Regions from separate parts of the Homo sapiens genome. Here region 2 is linked to region 1. A link is a loop called in an ENCODE intact Hi-C map of the cell type or tissue named here. Cell type or tissue: OCI-LY7. All regions are shown on one strand. Links, peaks and the distances in the headings refer to the core of each region. The heading gives the core; the rest is flanking DNA.

Region 1 (9,293 bases), core at 423-8,422:
CTGGACCGGATGTCTGAACTTCCGTGTGTAACTGCCCAAATTTATGACTCTAGCTGCGTGACATGAGGTACACATTTTCATAAAGGGCCAAAGACTTTTATAGAGCAGGAAAATGATTCTCTTGAAGGAAAACTAAAGGTGCTTGTTTTATAAAAATAAATGTTGGACCAAATGTTCATCCTTTATTATTCCCCCATAGGAGTTTTACAAGATGAGGATCTGGCATTTATTAGCAGGTCATTTGGGGGTCGGTTGCTGTGGGAACCCAGACTCTTTGTCTGCACTTTATCTTCACCATATGATTTTGGTATGAGTAGTTAAGTCTTTTAAAGTATAATATGTCATTAATATTTAATAATTACATTTTTTAAATAACACAAATTAAATCACCTGTTTTACTGCTCTATTGTCAATAAATACCCATTTAATTCTTCATTAGGGATTTTAAAAATATTTGTGGCTTGAACACTCATTTAGTTCTGGCTTTGTGTGTGTGTGTGTGTGCACATATGTGTGAGTGTGGGTGTGTCTGTGTCTATGTGCCAGTATGCTATGAATGATTTCAACTATTAAATGTGATTTTAACTGTTGTTTCCTTAGTTGAACGTTTTGAATATACAAGCAATTTTAGATTCCATGTAAAATTTTTAAATGGTTTTAAGATAAATAATATAATATAGGTATAAAGTGTATTTGCTAAACAGCTAGACAATCAAATACATCTACACTAAAATATTTCTGCTCAATTAGGAGTCTCAGCCAAGTCTACCAGGATAAATAAAGGAGAAAGATAAGCCTACTGCTACAATGATTCATCAAAAGTATTTAGAAAACGTCTACTGGAACTTTGTGCTACATAAAATCCAACCTGAGAAGGCATGATTCCTGCCTTCTGATTGCTTTAACAAAAAATACGCAAGGAAGTTATGAAGAAAATATTAAGGCAGTTTCAAGGAGAATACACAATGGCATTATGGTAAAAACACAGGACTTACGGTATGAAGAGGAGACTCTGTCTTTTGGTTTTGCTACTTATTGTGAAATCTTGGGCAAATCACTTAACCTCTCTTGGTCCCAATTTCTTCTGTTCTAAAGGGTTCTTGGGATAATGTGTATAGCATATGTTTGTAAATCTCCTACCCGGCCCTTTGCTCAAAACACTCCTGCCAGACTGAATGGCTTGCTATTCCTTAAATACACAAGCACCTGTACCCTGGGGCCTTTGGAGATGTTCTTCCTGCTTTCTGGAATGCTTGTCCCCCCAGATCTGTTCGTGGACAAATTTCTCTTTTCCTTCAAATTTTGCTCAATATTCCCATAGTGGCCTGGATTGCATGCCTGCACCATAGTTCCACAGGAATCCTGTAAAGCAGGTAGCTGCAGCTTTCATCTTTCATATGGGAGACTGCCTCTGACTCCTTTGAAGACCCAAAAGATGAAGAATTCCCTTGGGCAAACAAAACATTAACAACTTTGATTACAAATATTGAGAATGTTCCAAAAATCTTCAGACAATTACCACCAATATTATGTGTAAATTCAGAAATATCTAAAAAATGAGTAACAGTCCATTAAGAGTCACCCAAATAATAATGAAAACTTAAGAGTATAGAAGAGCCAGATAAAATGTCTTGAAAATTACTGTCTTCCCAGAGTCTTGCTCTACTCAGTCACCCAAGAAGAGTTTATGGTACCCGGGAAGATGTGCCATGTAAGAGAACATTCTTGGCATTTAGGGAGTCACATGGCTTTTACATACTCAGTTCTCGTACTTTTACTCCTTCCCTAAAAATAATAGTTTGTAACATTAAAAAATTATGAAGTCAAACTAGGCTTATTGAAGTTCTTTATTTGAATAGATTGATTACTTTGTGAGTCTATGTAGGGCAATATTTTAATTTGTTTGGATAACAGCATAAAAACCTTATCGAGCAGACATTACATATTACACACTTTGCTTTTTATACATTATTCCTATTCTTTAAACAACCTGAATGATTATCACTATCTGTATAGATGGAAAAACTGAGGTTCAAAAAGATAAAAACAATTGTCATATGGAATTATATTTTCTGTTCTGCAATTAGTCATTTATTTGGTACTTACTATGTGTTATCAAGTGCAACTATATTTATTCTTCTTTACTAATTTTCCCATATTTTCCATATTAAGGGGGCACACTAAAAAACTATAAAGACGCCCAGAAAAACAGAAATGAAAGACGGTTCTTTGGTAAGATCAAATCCAGTTCCAGCATTGTTTAAAGATTTTGCTTCCTCATTTTCCCTGACTCTATTTTTCCATTTTTTATTCTAGTTTTTTAAAACATAGTACCTACATGTACTTTGGTGCCTCAAATCCTATTAGGCAAGTTTATTTCCATAAACTATTTGATTGCTAAACTATAAATTATGCAAGATATCAAGTCACACTTTAATAAAGTATGATTTGATAAAACAAAGCAAAAAATATAAATACAAGTTTCTCATTTTTATAAGTGTAAAATAGAACAGGATAAAAATATTTGTATACTCTGGCATGTATTATGGTATCATGATAACACTATTTTGGGGTCAGTATGGCTTTGATTTGAATTCAAATGTCAAAACATACTCCCTTCTCTGTAAAGATGAAACAATTCCAACTTTATAAAGTTGCTGCAAGTATTCTATGAGAAGACATACAAGTTCCCAGTACAATGTCTCACACATTATATGCACTCAGTCATGGAGGTGTCTGGTTTATTCCGGTGTGACAATGATGGTATGTCCAGAGTCCTTGAACTACCATTCAGCAGCAGAGCCCCAAACAGGAGTGTGCCTTTCATGTTGCATTTAGATCCATCTCTGTTAAAGTAGAACAGCCTGACTTATTTGTTGTTGTTTTGTTTATGGCCATAATCCTTTGCCACTTATTTTGAGATCAGCATCCTAATATTCTCTGAGGCAGTACTTCTCCACAACTCTCAGTCCATGCTGTTTAGGTAGGGATGTCTCACTAAACATGGGACAGCATGGATGTGACAACATGGATGTCTCACCCCATGCTGTTTAGATGGGGATGTCCCTTCTCCTTCAGGAAAAGGGACATGGCCTGGAATGGCCAATAAAAGTCACATGATTGATTAAAGAATGATCATGGGACTCAAACAGGATCAGTGGTTGTAACCCCAATACTTCTGCTGGAACTGATAGGAAAGAAACACTCACTTTCCACTGAATTGCTGAACAAGTGGGATAGACATCTGGAGCCATTATGGGCTACTGTGAAAGGATAACTCACCTAAGAATCAAACTAACTGGAGTAAAGGTGATGGAAAGAAACTGACATTTGATGGCAACTTTTAAGTTTCTGGATCCATTTGTGCTTGAAGACAAGTTATACCTCACCTTTTCAATTATGTGGATGAATCTGTGTGGCAGATGACTTTTAAAATGACCATCAATAATCCAACTTTCTAGAATTCATGCCTTTGTGTAATCCTTCCTCTTGAATATGGGTTAATAATTTGCTTTTAAAGAATAGAATAAGTCAAAAGGAATAAGATGTCAACACCATGATTAGTTACAAAAGGCTGTGACTTCTGTCTTACTAGCATGCTCTCTCAATTGCCATCTTGGCTTGCATACTGTGAAAAAGCAGCTGCCACAAGGGTGAGATGCCTGGTGAGGAACTCAGATGACCTTTGGTCAATACAAGGGAGGAACTAATGATACAGACAGGAAGCAGGAGAGCAGGGTCCCTGGTGAGGGGTCCACCCTCAAGCCTGGACCCATGACCCTAAATGAGAACAGGCATTCCTGTTTTTGCACCTGAATGTTGCTTTGTGGCCAACCCCTCCCTGCTATCCTGTGCCCATATAAACCCCAAACTCCACTGGCAGAGGAACAGAGTGGCACGGCAGAGGAGAGAAGAGAAGAAGCATCTGAACGTCGAAGAGGCAGCTAGATGGTTGGAGATTATCTTCCCACTCCATCCCCTTTCCAGCTCCCCATCCCACTGAGAACCATCTTTATAACTCAATAAAACAGCACATGGAGAGTAATTACTAAATATTAATAAAATATTAACACAATATTGCTAGTGATCACTAAATATTAATAAAATATTTAATCCGATATGATTCACCAAGTTACACTGTCAATATCTTGCAAGAAAATTTGTATTGTCTTTATGAAAAGAATGAGTCATGTCTAACAATTAAATTCAGTCTAGCACGCTTTACAAAATTTACATTCTGGCTGATAAGATTGCAACAGACACACAAAATGAATCACAGGAGAAAGTGGAAAAATATTTTTGAATACCTGATCCTACAAACAAATACAATTGTTACAATTATAAATAATGAAATAACGTATTATTGTGCTTTTAGGAAATCATATTTTTTGGAAAAAACATAATGAGAAAGTAAAAAGAGTGATAATTATTACTACTATCATTAATACAAATATATTAATATTAAATTATAAATATTATAGTAGTAAAAATCATAATTGATTTTACTGCTACTACGTGCCATGCATTGCACCTTTTCCTGTAATTGTTTTATTGCTCATAACCACCCTGTGTGAAAGATGTTGTCACATTTTTGTAAATGAGGAAACTAAAACTCAGAGAGAATAGGTAATGTCATTTAATCAGGGTGAAGTTTCAAATCTAGATCTGCCTGAATTTAAAGACTGAGCTTTTTCTTTCATGCTATAGATAGGTGCAGATAAGACTGCCTTTGGGCAGTCTATTAAACTACTTAGCTCATAAAAACTAGAAAAGTAGAAAACTGAGTTATTTGTTTATTCTGGCTATAAAGATAACTAATTTAAAGCAGACAGAGGCAGCTTCCATCTCAGATGAGAACCACCTTTATAACTCAATAAAACCTCCGCATTCACCATCCTTCAAGACCTGATTCTTCCTGGACACTGAACAAGGACCTGGGTACCAAGATGGCAGGCTGTAAAAGGCTCTCGCCCTGACTCTACACTGCTCTGGTTAACACTTAGCCGTCAGTGGACAGCAACTGCTAAAAGAGCATTGTAATACATTTGGACAATCCTGTGGGGCCAGCACAGGGCCTGCTCCCACCAGAGAGAAGTGGCCAGCCGTTCCAGCTTTCCTTCGCTCCAGTTTCTGCACTCGCTTAATTTGCATGCTTCCTCCTGTGAGGAGTGGCCAGAGGCAGGCTGAGTGAAATGAGCCTCTCCAGTTCCTGCTCACAAAGGAGTCAGGGAGCTCCCCAATTTCACTAAGACACTTGGTCCAACAGTGGCCCAAGGAACTGAATGTTACCAGTAACCACTGAATGATTTAGGTAGTGGATCATTTACCATTCTAGCCGCCAGATGACACTGCTGACACCTGGCTGACAGCATGACTATAACCTTGTGAGCGACCATGAAATAGAGAGCCAAGCTAAACTGTGCTCAGATTCCTGACCCAGAGAGACCTTGAGATTAAAAAGTGTGGGTCCTTTTAAGAAGCTCAGTTTCAGAGCAACCAGGGACATAGTAATGGGTAACTAACACAATCCATTTAAGTCGCTTCTGTGTCTAGCATCCAAAAGTTCCTGACAATTTGTTTAAAAATATTTTTTTCATAGAATAAAAAAGAAGCAGCAAGATGAACAGCATTAAGAAAAGATGAAGTTTTAGTAACAGTCTCAGTGGCCTTGAAACTGTCTAAACAAGTGACATAGCATGAGTTCTTTTTCAGGGTCCCTTGTTTCTTGTTTTTAATTTTAACCACAAAGGAGGCAATCTTTAACTTTTAAAAAAGTCTTTAAAAGTTTAGGAATAATTTAAATGCACTTAACAGTTAAGTACTTTAAAAACTTTCAGGAAAATATGTAACAACTAGCAAAAATGAAAAATTCTCCCAGAAGACTTAAAAAAAATTATTTTTCCCTTAGGAGTATTGAAAGAGTAAGTAGAAGAAAGACTGAACAAGTTTAAGATAGAAAATAGAAATTCCGTGGTTTCTTTTTCCTTACCAAATCAGAAAATCACTACATAATAGACTGAAAATAACTTGTTTGAAGTTAGGGACATTTTGATGTAGGGAACATTTATCAAAAGACTGAAAAGACTCAGTGCAAATGACAAAATCAAAATAGCACCTCAGCTGAAAAATGTAGATGAAGCAAATGTTTATAAGCAAGCTATAAGTCGTATTTCAAGTCCTTGCCACCAAAGGGGACCTTAGAAATGTTCTAATCCAGTCTAATTCATACTGTAGGTGAGAGAACTGAGGCCCAGAACAGTTACAGTACTTTCTAAAGCTCAAGCAATTAGTCAATACAGAGCAAGGGTTGCTTTTATATCTTTGAACTCCAAGTTCTTTTCTTTTAGAAAATATTACAACTATATATTACAGACATTTATAATTGGGAGTGCCCTAGGAGAATTGAAGATGGAGTCCACAGAGCTCCCAATATTCTCCAACTACACATTTTCAGCCTTGCCATACCAAACTGCCCTAAAAAACAAACCCAAGGAGGAGCCTGCCATGAGAACCAGCCCCATCATCCAAAAGTGGGATTCAGTTTGGAAGCACTGATAGCAAAATAACAATTGTTTATAACTGGGCCATTATGACAGAATGGTGCCCATTCTGACTGGTGAGGGCCCATGCCATAATGGTTGTTAGCAAAATATTTTGAATATCTTCCTTGACTACATCTCTGCTTGTCTCAGTCATCACAAGGAGCTCTAAACCTCAGGTCATCCCTTATGACCAAGATTCCCCTCTTCATAAGGCTCTCTGTAGCTCCTGGTCCAGCCTAATTTCTTACTCCTCCATTACTGCAGAAACATTTCATTGTAATGTTTGGAACTCATAGTCTGCCATCAGCAAATGACTTCTCTTCTAAATCTCTCCAATAACATTCCTTCCCATCCTAATGCTAACCTGGCTGAAAATGAGAGCATCATTTTTGCTCCTCTGTACCCTATTATTATTTTTCCCTTCATTATTATTTCCCATCATTATTTTTGCCTTCTCAAAAAAATCAAATGAAACCACTTAGCTACTCTAAAGTACAGGCCATCAGATTACAGACTCCTCTACCCCTGCTCCCACAGTCATCTTTCATCCTCCTGATTATCCCTGCTATGGTTTACATGTATGTGCCCCTCCAAAATTCATATGTTGAAGCTTAACCACCAATATGATAGTATTAAGAGCTGGGGCCTTTAGGGAGTGATTAAGTCATGAGGACAGAACTTTCTTGAATGGGATTAATGACCTTATAAAAGAGGTACAGGAGCACTGTCTCTCTCTCTTTTGCCCTTTCCATCCCTTCCTCCATGTGAGGACATAGTGTTCATCCCTTCTGGAGGATATAACAAGAAGGAAGCAGAGAGCAGCCCTCACCAGACACAATCTCTTCTATGGCCTTGATCTTGGACTTTCTAGCTGCTAAAATTGTGAGTAATAAATAATGATTTATAAATTACCCAGTCTGTGGTATTTTGTTGTATCTGCACAAATGGTCTTAGACAATCCCCCTTCACTCACTAAAGACATAAACCCTAGGATTGTTGCCTTTTTCTCCACATTTCTTCTATAATAATTTTTAATAATTGCAATGTTCACATAAAAGAACCATCCAGGTATTTCAGCTCCTAGAACTCCTTACGTCAGATTTTCTAATCTCCAGGCCACTTCTCCCACCCCACTCCCATGGTCACATCTTAGAACTTATAATCACCAATAGCATAAAACCTGTTAAATCACAACCACTTATTGTCTTCTCCATCCATTTCCAGAAGTACCTCCACTCCAATGATTCTTTGACTCCATGGGATCCACAATACAGTGGCCCTAATAAGTTTATCAGCAGTCACTTACCTTGTCCTTTCCTCCCTGTTAAAATAGCCTAGAATTCCATGGTGGTTCATCATTTTAATCACAATCCATTGCCTGCACGGACCCTAAATTCTTTGCTCTTTTCTCTCTCTATCTTACACATCTCACAATAAACAACTGAAGAGAAACTAAATTTACCATTTGTTCTCTTCTTACTCATGAAACTGAACATGGCTAGAAAAAAACTTGTCATATTGACCAATGGCACTTTAAATTTATGACTACACATTTCAAATTGACTCTCAAACATTGCCTTCATCTGATCAATTCATTCTCTTATTCTCCGAAATGTTTATTTCACACATTCTTCTCTCTCCTCAGAATTCTCCAAATTTTTCCATTCTTAACTCTCAGTTTACCCCTTATTTCACTAAAAATAAAAACTAAAACAATCCAAAGACATATGTCATATATATGCACTACCAAATTTACTAATACCTAAGTATCTGTAGCTAAATAATATTTCCTCCTTTGGATGTATTGTACATACTCCTACCAAAGTGTAGTTCCTATACTTGACCATTGGATCTGATTTCCTATCTTCTACTTAAAAACTGTGTTCTTATAATAATCCCCTGTCTCTCCTGAAACATCATTATTTTCCTCTCTCTCTCTGTCTTTCTCTCTCTCTCTCTCTCTCTCACACACACACACACATACACACACACACACACACACCATCATCATTCCATTCATTCCATTACTATGTAAGTAAGCAAAAATAACTGCATCTCAAAATAATCTTTACTGAATAGCCTGCAAACTGTTCATCAATTTTTGTATTTGTAAAACTCCTTTAAGACTCAAAATAGTTGTTTATAATCTCTGCTTCAACTTTCTCACTTGCCTTTCTCTCTTTACTCTAAAATGGCTCCATCCTCAGAAAAACTCTTCTCAAGCTGCATTTATCTAGGTCACTATGCTCTTCCATATTGCCTAATCCAGTGGTCAAGCCTTCTATCTTATTTTACTCTGTCAGCAGCATTTGACATTACCGAGTATCTTCTCCTTCTGGAAAGAGTTTTTGATGGGCTTCCAAGACAACACAATGTCTTAATTTTTCTCCTACTTCAGGACCAACTCTTTTTCAGACTCATTTGCCCAATTTCTTTTCTCTTTTCTACATCTAAATGTTAGAGAGAGCTTTGGGCTCTTTTCCTACATCTTCTGTCCCCACACACTTCACAGAGGATCACCAGTCCCATATTTTCAAAGGACTTCTACAGCCAGACAACTCCCCAAAATATATTTCCAGCCTGGACCTCTCCTCTGAACTTCAGACATGCAGATTCCGCTGATTTCTACTCTTCCTTTTCTTTTACTTGTCTAACAGGCATCTTAAATTCAACATACAACCAACTCTTAATTTTCCCACCCCATTGGTGAGTCATTCCATTCCATTTTGGTAAATAATATCACAAAAATAC
Region 2 (9,293 bases), core at 966-8,965, 260 kb after region 1:
TGAGACTATACATATGGCACTGTTCTAAAAATTATAAACCAAAGTGTTGGGTTATTGCTTTGGTATCATAGACTTATATGACAGCTTTTTTTCTTCCATTCAGACTATGAGGGTAGTTCCATATATTAGCAGTTAACACATTTCAGAAAGAATTTCTAATAGCTATGTGAGAATAGGATAACCATAATTAAGAATTGTGAGTGATCATCTGAGATAAACATTTTTATTTATGTTATATATATTATATAAATTATGATATATTACATAATATATAATACATTAATGTTATATATTACATAATATATAATACATTAATGTTATATATTACATAATATATAATACATTAATGTTATATATTACATAATATATAATACATTAATGTTATATATTACATAATATATAAAATATAAATATATATTTTATTTATGTGTTTATATTTATACATATAAATATATATTATTTTATATATATATATTTTAGAAAGAAGAAATGCCTAACAAAACAATTTCAGGATATGCAAATTTGTTTCTCTTTTTTCTTCTTCTTCTGAAAATTATAATCTTAAAATGTTAGGTAAGAAGGAGTCCTCCACTAGATTAGGCCCTTAAATGACTAGGACTGAATCTCTGCAATCGTATCAGCTAGCAAGGTGCTTCCCTTTGTTCATACTTCCTATATGTCTGCCGAGCAAGTAAATAAATAGGTTGAGTAATTATTTTTTGATTCTTCACTTTCAAGGCCATTCCGTTAAGTACCCATGGTAAAAGGTGGAAAGAGTTTGAGTCAGAAGTGTGCAGAAAAGCAGCCAGTGATGGTACCAACCTCGATTTACTGTTTCCAAGAGTTTGGGACCCATGTTCCTACTACCATTAGAGAGGATTCTAAGTGCTAGAGAGCCCTGACATTAAATAACTTTGAATTCCATATGAAGAATGTATTTCCTCTCAAAGGTCTTTCAGGCTTTAGAAAATCTCAGGTGGTGCTTAAATGTCCTCACCAAACTCCTCTCTCCGTCTCTCTCTTTCTCTTTTTACCAAAGAGAAAGGCTAGGGGTCAGAGCATCTGAAAAGCAAAACTGCCTAGCTAGAATTTACTAAGATTGGTTTATTTTCATTATGTTTATTTTTATAGTTATCTCAGGGCAAGTGCAGTGACCTGTCCCTTTATAATAGTAACACATTTTCTTTATTAAAAATATTACGTTTAAGTTATTTTTTGAAAACATGAGCCATTTCAAAAAGGAAAAATATAAGCAAATCATACAGGGATTATACAAATTTTTAAAATAAAACTGTGAAATTCTAGGACTGAAGTTTGAGAATTATTATCTAGGCTTCTGCAAAAGCACATGAGATCTCTTATTCTCTGGCCTAGAAGATTAGTGAATGTAGTCTTTCTTGTTTTGTATGGGTACTTAAAATTTTAATACTGTATAACAGTAATAGAAGAAAAGCCTAGTTTTTAAGCATTCACTCATAAAGTTATATTTTCTCCTCAAATCAGTCCTACAGGGCTTTCAGCTAGAGCTGCCTCTTCATGGGGTATTACTATTAAAAAGAAAAACTACTGATCAATGCTCATTAGAAAAAATTCAGAATAGAAATTCAGCTAGCATTCTAGGCTTAATTGAAGGAGAACCTCAGTGATATCTTTTACACATAATATTGTATTTATAATACATGCACCTAAATTCATATGCTTTGTTCTTTCTGCACAGTATGTTTAGTTGCACTCGAAGGGTTTATATATGGAGGCCTGGAGAGGCTAATACGAAGTAATCTTCAAGAGAAAGTTTTGCAAACTGCAAAGCTGATTACAGAAAAATGTGTCAGAGATAGGAGCTTAATTCAAATATATTTTCCAGACCACTAGTGAAATAGCTATGTGCAAGACTCACATATAAAATAAAAATTTATGTTCTAAACCATGTATACTTTTGTATCACCTTATCTCCTTTTTTTTTTCCTCTGTGGCTTGAAATCTATATTAACTACTTATTTGTCATGTGCTTCTATCTGCTCATTTAAATTTGCCAGATGCCTTTAAATAAACCAGAATACATGGAAATAAAGGTTTCACATAGCAAATAATTGTACAAGCAGATTCTTAAAAAGTGCAGAATTTCTCTGGACCAATTTTTTATCGATAAATCCTTTAGACAAATCTATGAATGAAGCAGTTTGGTCCATGTTAACTAACCTCACTCAGAGAGGGCAAGATTGAAGGATAGGCTGATTATTTGGAAAACCAAAGTGTACCATTGAAGTACTTATCTAAGAGTTGAGACAAAATAAAATAACAGAAAAACTGCTGTTACTTAGAACCAGGTGGAGGTGGTATGGGAATGAGATTCGGGTCCAATTATTGTGATCAATTGTTCATATTGATCCACCACTTTTCAGGTACAGATATAATCACAAGCTATCAAAGAAACTGTGAGTAAGAAAGGAGATAGAAATGTACATTGAAACAAGATTGACTTGGATAATATTACAAATGGTTTCCACAATTCCCTTTACTATAAATATTGTGAGATTACCATTCTGTGTTAAATGATTCTACTTGATACCCCATAAGGCCTTTATTTGAAATTACGGAATTGTGCTATGGAGGGAACCTAGAAAGTAGTTCTTTTGTTAAGCTAAATCACATTTATACCAACCTGTAGAGTCAGAATAAGGACTAAGGACTGCCATGAGCCCATGGATCACCCTTGTGCAAAGTGGAAAAGACACTTCGTCTTTTGGGCTTATGCAGCTCCTGGTTGGCAAGTGAAGTGCAGGCTGAACTTCAGTTCCCATTTTGTCCTTCCCTTAGCCAGTAACCCGCACTGCTGTACAGAGCAGCTCTGAACAGGATCAAGGATTCCTGAAGCACCACCAAGAATATGTCTTTGTATCTTTGTATAGTTTTTCTTAATAACCCATGTTTAACAACCAATAATGTCAGAAAGTCTTTTTAATAGTTAACCAACTACCTTGAAAAACTAAGTCACTTACCCCTATGTACTAATAACCCTTCTAATACTTTTACAAGTTAACTACTGTTGGTCTCATTTGTGAAGAAGAGATGCCCTGTTATAACAATGATCACTAAAATTTTCCTCAAGGAAAGCATTGATTCAGGACTTGCAATGATTTCATCATTGACCCAGTGGCCCTGAGAGCACAAAGTCTCAGATAAGAGTAGAGCTTATGTGGCAATTCAATTTCTATTAGGTGGAATTATGCTATAAATCCAAAAGACAATAATGGTTAGATCCGTTGAATTAACATCTGTGACAATAAATACAATAAAAATACCTTTTAATGCAATTTGCTCCACCAGCTCAGAATCCAAATGTGATTGATTTCAAACTTGAAATCTGATTTTAAAAATGTTTTGGGGATTAAATCCCATAGTTCCTTGAAAACAAAATGGGGAAAGTTACATTTAAAATACTTTAAGCTGGTTTAGATGTCATCAGATATATAATGGGTATAATTTTCTTTGCTCCAAGTCATTAGGAGTCTCAAAAACTTTTTTCCTTAAACAAGGGGAAAAAGCCAGAATCAGGAAAGGAGGTGACCTTTAATTTAAGAAGGCTAGAATTATCATATCATGTGGTATATTAAACTTGCAAAAAATGCAATGTCTTCATCTGGCTTGCTTTGGGGAACCTAGTAATCTATAAATACGACATTATTTGTATAAAATATATTAAAACAAAAAATGTAAGCTGAATTGTTATTAAATTTGTGCAAATGCAGTCACTAAATTATAACAGTAAAGCATTATTATGCAAATTGGAGCTAATTTTACAATATCCCTATCTAATTGTTTACAGTACAGTAGAATTATGGCACTGTTAAGCAGGACAGGATGTTGTGTGAAAGAAAATGTTTTTAATTTGAACAGTTTTTACTTCCTGTGATTTTTTTAGTTATAGTAAGCATGGAAAAGGGATTTAGCATCGAGAAAACGAGGGCAGATGTCTCCTGCATTGTGTACTCAAGGACTCAGCTAATTAATAGCTTCCATGTGCTTCAGACACAGAGATGAAGATGGGCACTCTTTGGAGATACACAAAGCTTCCTCTTTTCGGTCTTTATGAGATGTCACAAATAGAAAGATGCGCTCTTTCTACAAAGATGCGCTCCAAGGAATATTTTTAAGAGATTTGTTTTGAGATGAAGGGCTGCTTGAGTGTGAGGCTTCCTAAGCGGTCCTGAGCCTGCAGCTGTGTTCTTTAGCAGAGGGGTTAGGGAAGGCAGCTCACAACAGGACTGTACAGAATTATGTTTGAAATGGTACTTACAGAAAGGTTTGGGGAAGAAGACAAGACCACTCTCCATCCAGTGGAGAAGTCACATTGAATAAACAGTTTTAGCAAGAGGTCAATGAAGGCTGCTTCAAAAGAAAGGCCCTTCATCTTCTTAGATAAGCAAAATCAGTCTCTGGGATTCATTTAAGGAGGGCATTGCACTTCCTGTTCCCCTTACAATCCTTATTTGATCCTTCCTATTACTCAGCAATTTCATATAAGCTAAACTGTCAGCATATGAGAAACCTCCCTGCCAGTGAGATGACTTCTTTTTTTCTAGAAAGCCTTGCCAAGTTTATGAGCCAAGAAATAGCTGAGTTATAATGGCTGAAACCTCAAAGAGAAAGAAGAGTGAAAGGTATTAAAATATTTTTGGAAAAATCCCTGACTCTTAAAACCAGCAGGGGCTGATCAATGTAAGAATAACATAGTAAAATTTAAGGATGTGACAGGGAGGGGCTGAATATCTGGTGATAAGAAGGTGCCCCCACGTGGAGCCTTCTTGCCTAGTCATTCTCCATTGCTGGGGGGAAAATATGACTATAAAATTCAAGGAAGACACATGTCAGATGAACAGGACCTCATTGCTTTCCTCTTGGCTTAGCACAGGTTGCCCCTACCAAGGTGAAACACTTTTTTTTTTTTCCAGTCGCTTTGGAATCTTCTGAAAATCTCAGTGTAAAGTCTCTTTATCACTCCACCATATATATTAAAATAAGCTGATATTTAATTATCTTTTTAGTTGTTTATGGGATGCGCCCTCCATGCCCGCTCTGAAACCCTTTCTTCACTCTGAAGTCTTCTACTTTTGCACTTTTTTTTGCAAAACCTGCTCTGCAGAAATGACCTTAAACTCGATATGTTATTTCTCCCAGGGGATTCTGCACTTCGTCGAAGATCAAAGCTTAAGACCAACAGGACCCATTGCTTTTTAAATATAGACAGCGGTGAGTATTTTACTCCAGGTATCCATTAGGAATTTGTGTTTGTTAGTAACAGAGACTTGACATAAGAATGACTTAAATAAGTGGGTTTCTCGCACATTAACGGAAATCTAGTGATAAGCAATCCAGGGTTTTAGGATCTCTATGGTCATCAGGGATACAAGCTCCTTCCATTTTTCTGCCTCTTTATCCTTAAAGCACAACTTTCATCCTCAAGTTTGCGCCCTGGTCTAACATGAGTGCTGTCATCATGTCCACATCCAGGTAGGAAAGAAAGTGCGTGTGAAAAGGTCCTAGCTGACTGTTACCCTTTTATGGTATTTCCTCAGCTCTCTAAACAATTTTTGCTTACATCTTATTGACCATAACTTCTGGCTTAGGAATTATCTCTGCCCTAGATAAATTCAAGGATTTTGATTTTTTTATTTTTCTTTTGAGACGGATTCTGGTTCTGTCACCCAGCCTGGAGTGCAGTGACATGATCTCAGCTCACTACAACCTCCGCCTCCTGGGCTCAAGCGATTCTCCTGCCTCAGCCTCCCGAGTAGCTGGGATTACAGACGTGAACCACCACGCCTGGCTAATTTTTGTATTTTTAGTAGAGACAGGGTTTCACCATGTTGGCCATGGTGAAACCATGGTCTCAAACTCCTGACCTCAGGTGATCCGCCCACCTTGGCCTCCCAAAGTGTTGTTATTAAAGGCGTGAGCCACCGTCCCCAGCCAGGGATTTTGATATTATTTTAAAAAGTTGAGAATGTTTATCGTCTAGGTAACTAAGCATTGTGTTTATTTTTCCCTCATAAACTCAACCAAGTGTTGATGACTAGGGGTTCCTGCTTCACCTCCTAAAATGCAATCTTCCTCACAGTTACCTACTTACGTTGGTTATGTCCAAGCCCTGTCCTCTTTGTTAGCCTATTTTATCACTTTTTAAGAAGATAAATATATGGTCATTTCAAAGGCCTGAATTGTAAATAATATATGGAAAGAAACACATGGTCCTATAATCAATAATGTCATTCATTCTTTATTCTCAGCTATACTGAGAATGACCAATTAATCATGTGTATTATTACTCATTAGTCTTTTGTGATGAGGCAACCCTTAATTTTTCATTGTAATGGGATACTAGATTATTAGGAATGACAACAAACAGAGGAAGCTGGTGAGATGCTCAAATTAAACACCAATTTTCAGAGTTTTAAAAAATCCCCACTTAAATTGTCAGTTGAGTTTTTCACATGTGAAAGTAAATGAAGAAAACAAGTACTTTTCCAAACCATCTCAAATTCTTTGCTTGTAGACAAACTCACCCACAGAAGAACATTATAGTTCACATAAGTGAAAAACACAGAAGGAATTCTTCTCATTGTTTAAAGGAAGTTGTCAAGAAAAACATTGTAATATTTGAGTGTGTTAGCATGAATTATATAGCATTTGGGGATAAACAATTGAGGTAATATCTTTTTAAGTTTGTTATTTTGCCTTTCCCTGCTTACCCTAATAGAGTGGGTTAATGATGTCAACTCTGAAGAAAGCCAGAGTTAAGGCTGCCTGAAAGCACATGGCTAATGCAACCTGTAAGAGCGAGGGGGAGGGGATTTTGAGTCCACAAAATGCATCACTAACAATCACGAAACTTGCCAATTGGTTACATAATACTGAAACTTCTTCCTCTTGTTCTGTAACCTTTCCAGAGTTCAGCTCACGACTGTTGCTCAACCCAGTTTGAGTTACCAGGGCCTTTTGGTAAAGTCTGGATTTGTATCCACACCCAGCTGACTTCAAGTCCTTGCCCTATTGCTTAGGTGGCAGGAGGCTTTAGGCGAAGGATCCACACTTTCTGCAGCTCAGTTTCTTCACCTTTAAAGTGTTGTTACAAAGACGTGCGACATCTTATATGTTTCACATAAGGAACACACCTACCACATCATAGTGGCTCAGAAATTGGTTAAGTGATGGGAGAGAAGGGGAGAACTATATGCCAACTGGAGACTTTGAGACAATGTTCTTGGTCCTTTATTGTTGCCTGGTGGGATGGGATGGTTCACCAAACATGTGCCATGATAGTAATTTGCTGGACATACTGTGCATGAATCTTCAACATGAATTAGCAATTTTGAAAGAATATAATTATAATAAAATATATTCAACACCACAACTGTAAAGAACATCATTTTGGCCAGGTGTGGTGGCTCACGCCTGTAATCCCAACCCTTTGAAAGGCAGAAGCGAGCAGATCACTTCAGGTCAGCAGTTTGAGACCAGCCTGGCATATGGAGAAATTGGCTTACTAAAAATACAAAAATTAGCTGGGTGTGGTGGTGAGTGCCTGTAATCACAGCTACATGGGAGGCTGAGACAGGGGAATTGCTTGAACTTGGGAGGCAGTGGTTGCAGTGACCTGAGATGGCACCACTGTACTTCAGTCTGGATGACAGAGCAAGACTCCATCTCAAAAAAAAAAAAAAAAAAAAGGCACTTTTTTTTTCTTTTGTTCGTTCATAAAGTATTTTACTATCTTGTACAACCTTGTGGTCAATGTAATTGTAGGAGGTTTTCATTGCACTACCAAAAAATTTAGTTTAACAGAGGGTTCTGTTAATAGGATACCCAGAACAGAAGTTTGCTGTATTCAACACCGTCTACCTTCACACGCCTTGCAAGTATTGTTAACCAGCTTTATGACCAAGAGGTTTCCATAAGGCCATAATTACTTTGTCACACAACATATAAAATGCACATCTCGAGCTGATGAAAATAAGAAGTTTGATCCACTCCATAGCAAGCATTTCTAATTGCTAAATTTTTCACACATTTTTTATTACTTGGTGTATTACAGATGTGAGAAATGTCACCATCTCTGGTTCTATTAGGAGTGACATAAAGTGATGAATGCTGACTCTGTGTGTGTACATTTTAACCAGACACAAAGGGATTTAAACAGTCAAAATAGATGTCCTTCAAAGGAGTAATTTTAGAAACCAGTATCGATTCTAGAAATACTGAATTTATTTCAAATATCACTGGACTTCCCCTCTGAAACGTTTAAAACCCATGCAAGGAAATCGTATTGATCTTTTACAAATTACATCTCATTTTTGCATAAAAACAGTGCTACCCAAATAGCTCACACTTTATACTGATCAGTTTTGCTTTCATGGACTTTTGGCTACTTCTCAAAATTAAATGCACCTTCACAGCACAAAAATTTATCATCATTGGACATTGAAAAGATTCTGAAAGCAGTTACAAAAGGGGAATGTTTTTAAAAAGTTGTAAACAAAGGTAACAACATTGAGAATATGTGTATGGCCTCCCAGAGGACTGTTCTAAAGCAGTACTCTCGTTTGGGGGATACGTCGGATGGATTTCTTTTTATGAAGAGGTCATCTCAAGTATACCATCTGTTGAGCCTTCCTTATTTGTTAGACAAAAACATTTTCATCATTTCATCATTTCCTCCATTTTAGGAAGTATGACAAGCATTAGAGACTAGGATAGAGTCTTGAGAACTTGAGAAAGCTACACATTTGTATCTCAAGTTAAGAAAAAATAAAGATAAGAAACAGAAAACAGGAAAAGACAAGCACCAAAAGCAAAGTAGGCCAAAGGACTTCCTATGTTCAAATATTTCCTAGGTATTGTTTCAAATGTTCTTGTTGGTGACAATTATTATTGGGCATTTACCCTGAGCCAATCACTGTGCTTGTTACTTGATATGGTCTATCTCATATAATCCTTCTAATGAGAGCATCTAAGGCAAACGTTCTTACCAGTCCTTTATGGATGAAGAGGTGGAGGAATTTTTATGTAAATAGATGGCCTAGACAGGATTTAAACTCAATGTTTCTCTGATTCCAAAGCCAGTGCTCTCTCAAACCATACCAAGAAGCTAACAGAAACCAGCACTTCATGTAATTTTTAAGAAGACAGCAAGTTCAGATACAACTCAGACACTTCCACAGGGGATTTGGACAATCTGTTTGTCACTCTGAGCCTGTGTTATATGATTTCTGCTGATTCCATCAGGTGCCTTTTTT

Evidence for each region. Peaks named below come from ENCODE experiments on the same cell type or tissue, not always from the same donor. Only the 100,000 strongest peaks of a DNase experiment are listed, where the experiment ranks them.
Region 2: a loop joins it to region 1, with 4 times the contacts of the local background. A loop is called at or near these places in 4 of 110 quality-filtered maps.

What each region holds. Positions count from the first base shown.
Region 1 is chr5:107,099,510-107,108,802 of GRCh38, forward strand. No RefSeq gene overlaps it. Among named protein-coding and RNA genes, the nearest start is that of LINC01950, 93 kb to the left of the region's middle. In OCI-LY7, for the core only: a CTCF peak has its summit at 5,347 (motif pointing right); a DNase peak (open chromatin) is centred at 5,372.
Region 2 is chr5:107,355,245-107,364,537 of GRCh38, forward strand. No RefSeq gene overlaps it. Among named protein-coding and RNA genes, the nearest start is that of EFNA5, 310 kb to the right of the region's middle. In OCI-LY7, for the core only: a CTCF peak has its summit at 4,787; DNase peaks (open chromatin) are centred at 4,067 and 4,797; H3K27ac peaks cover 788 bases.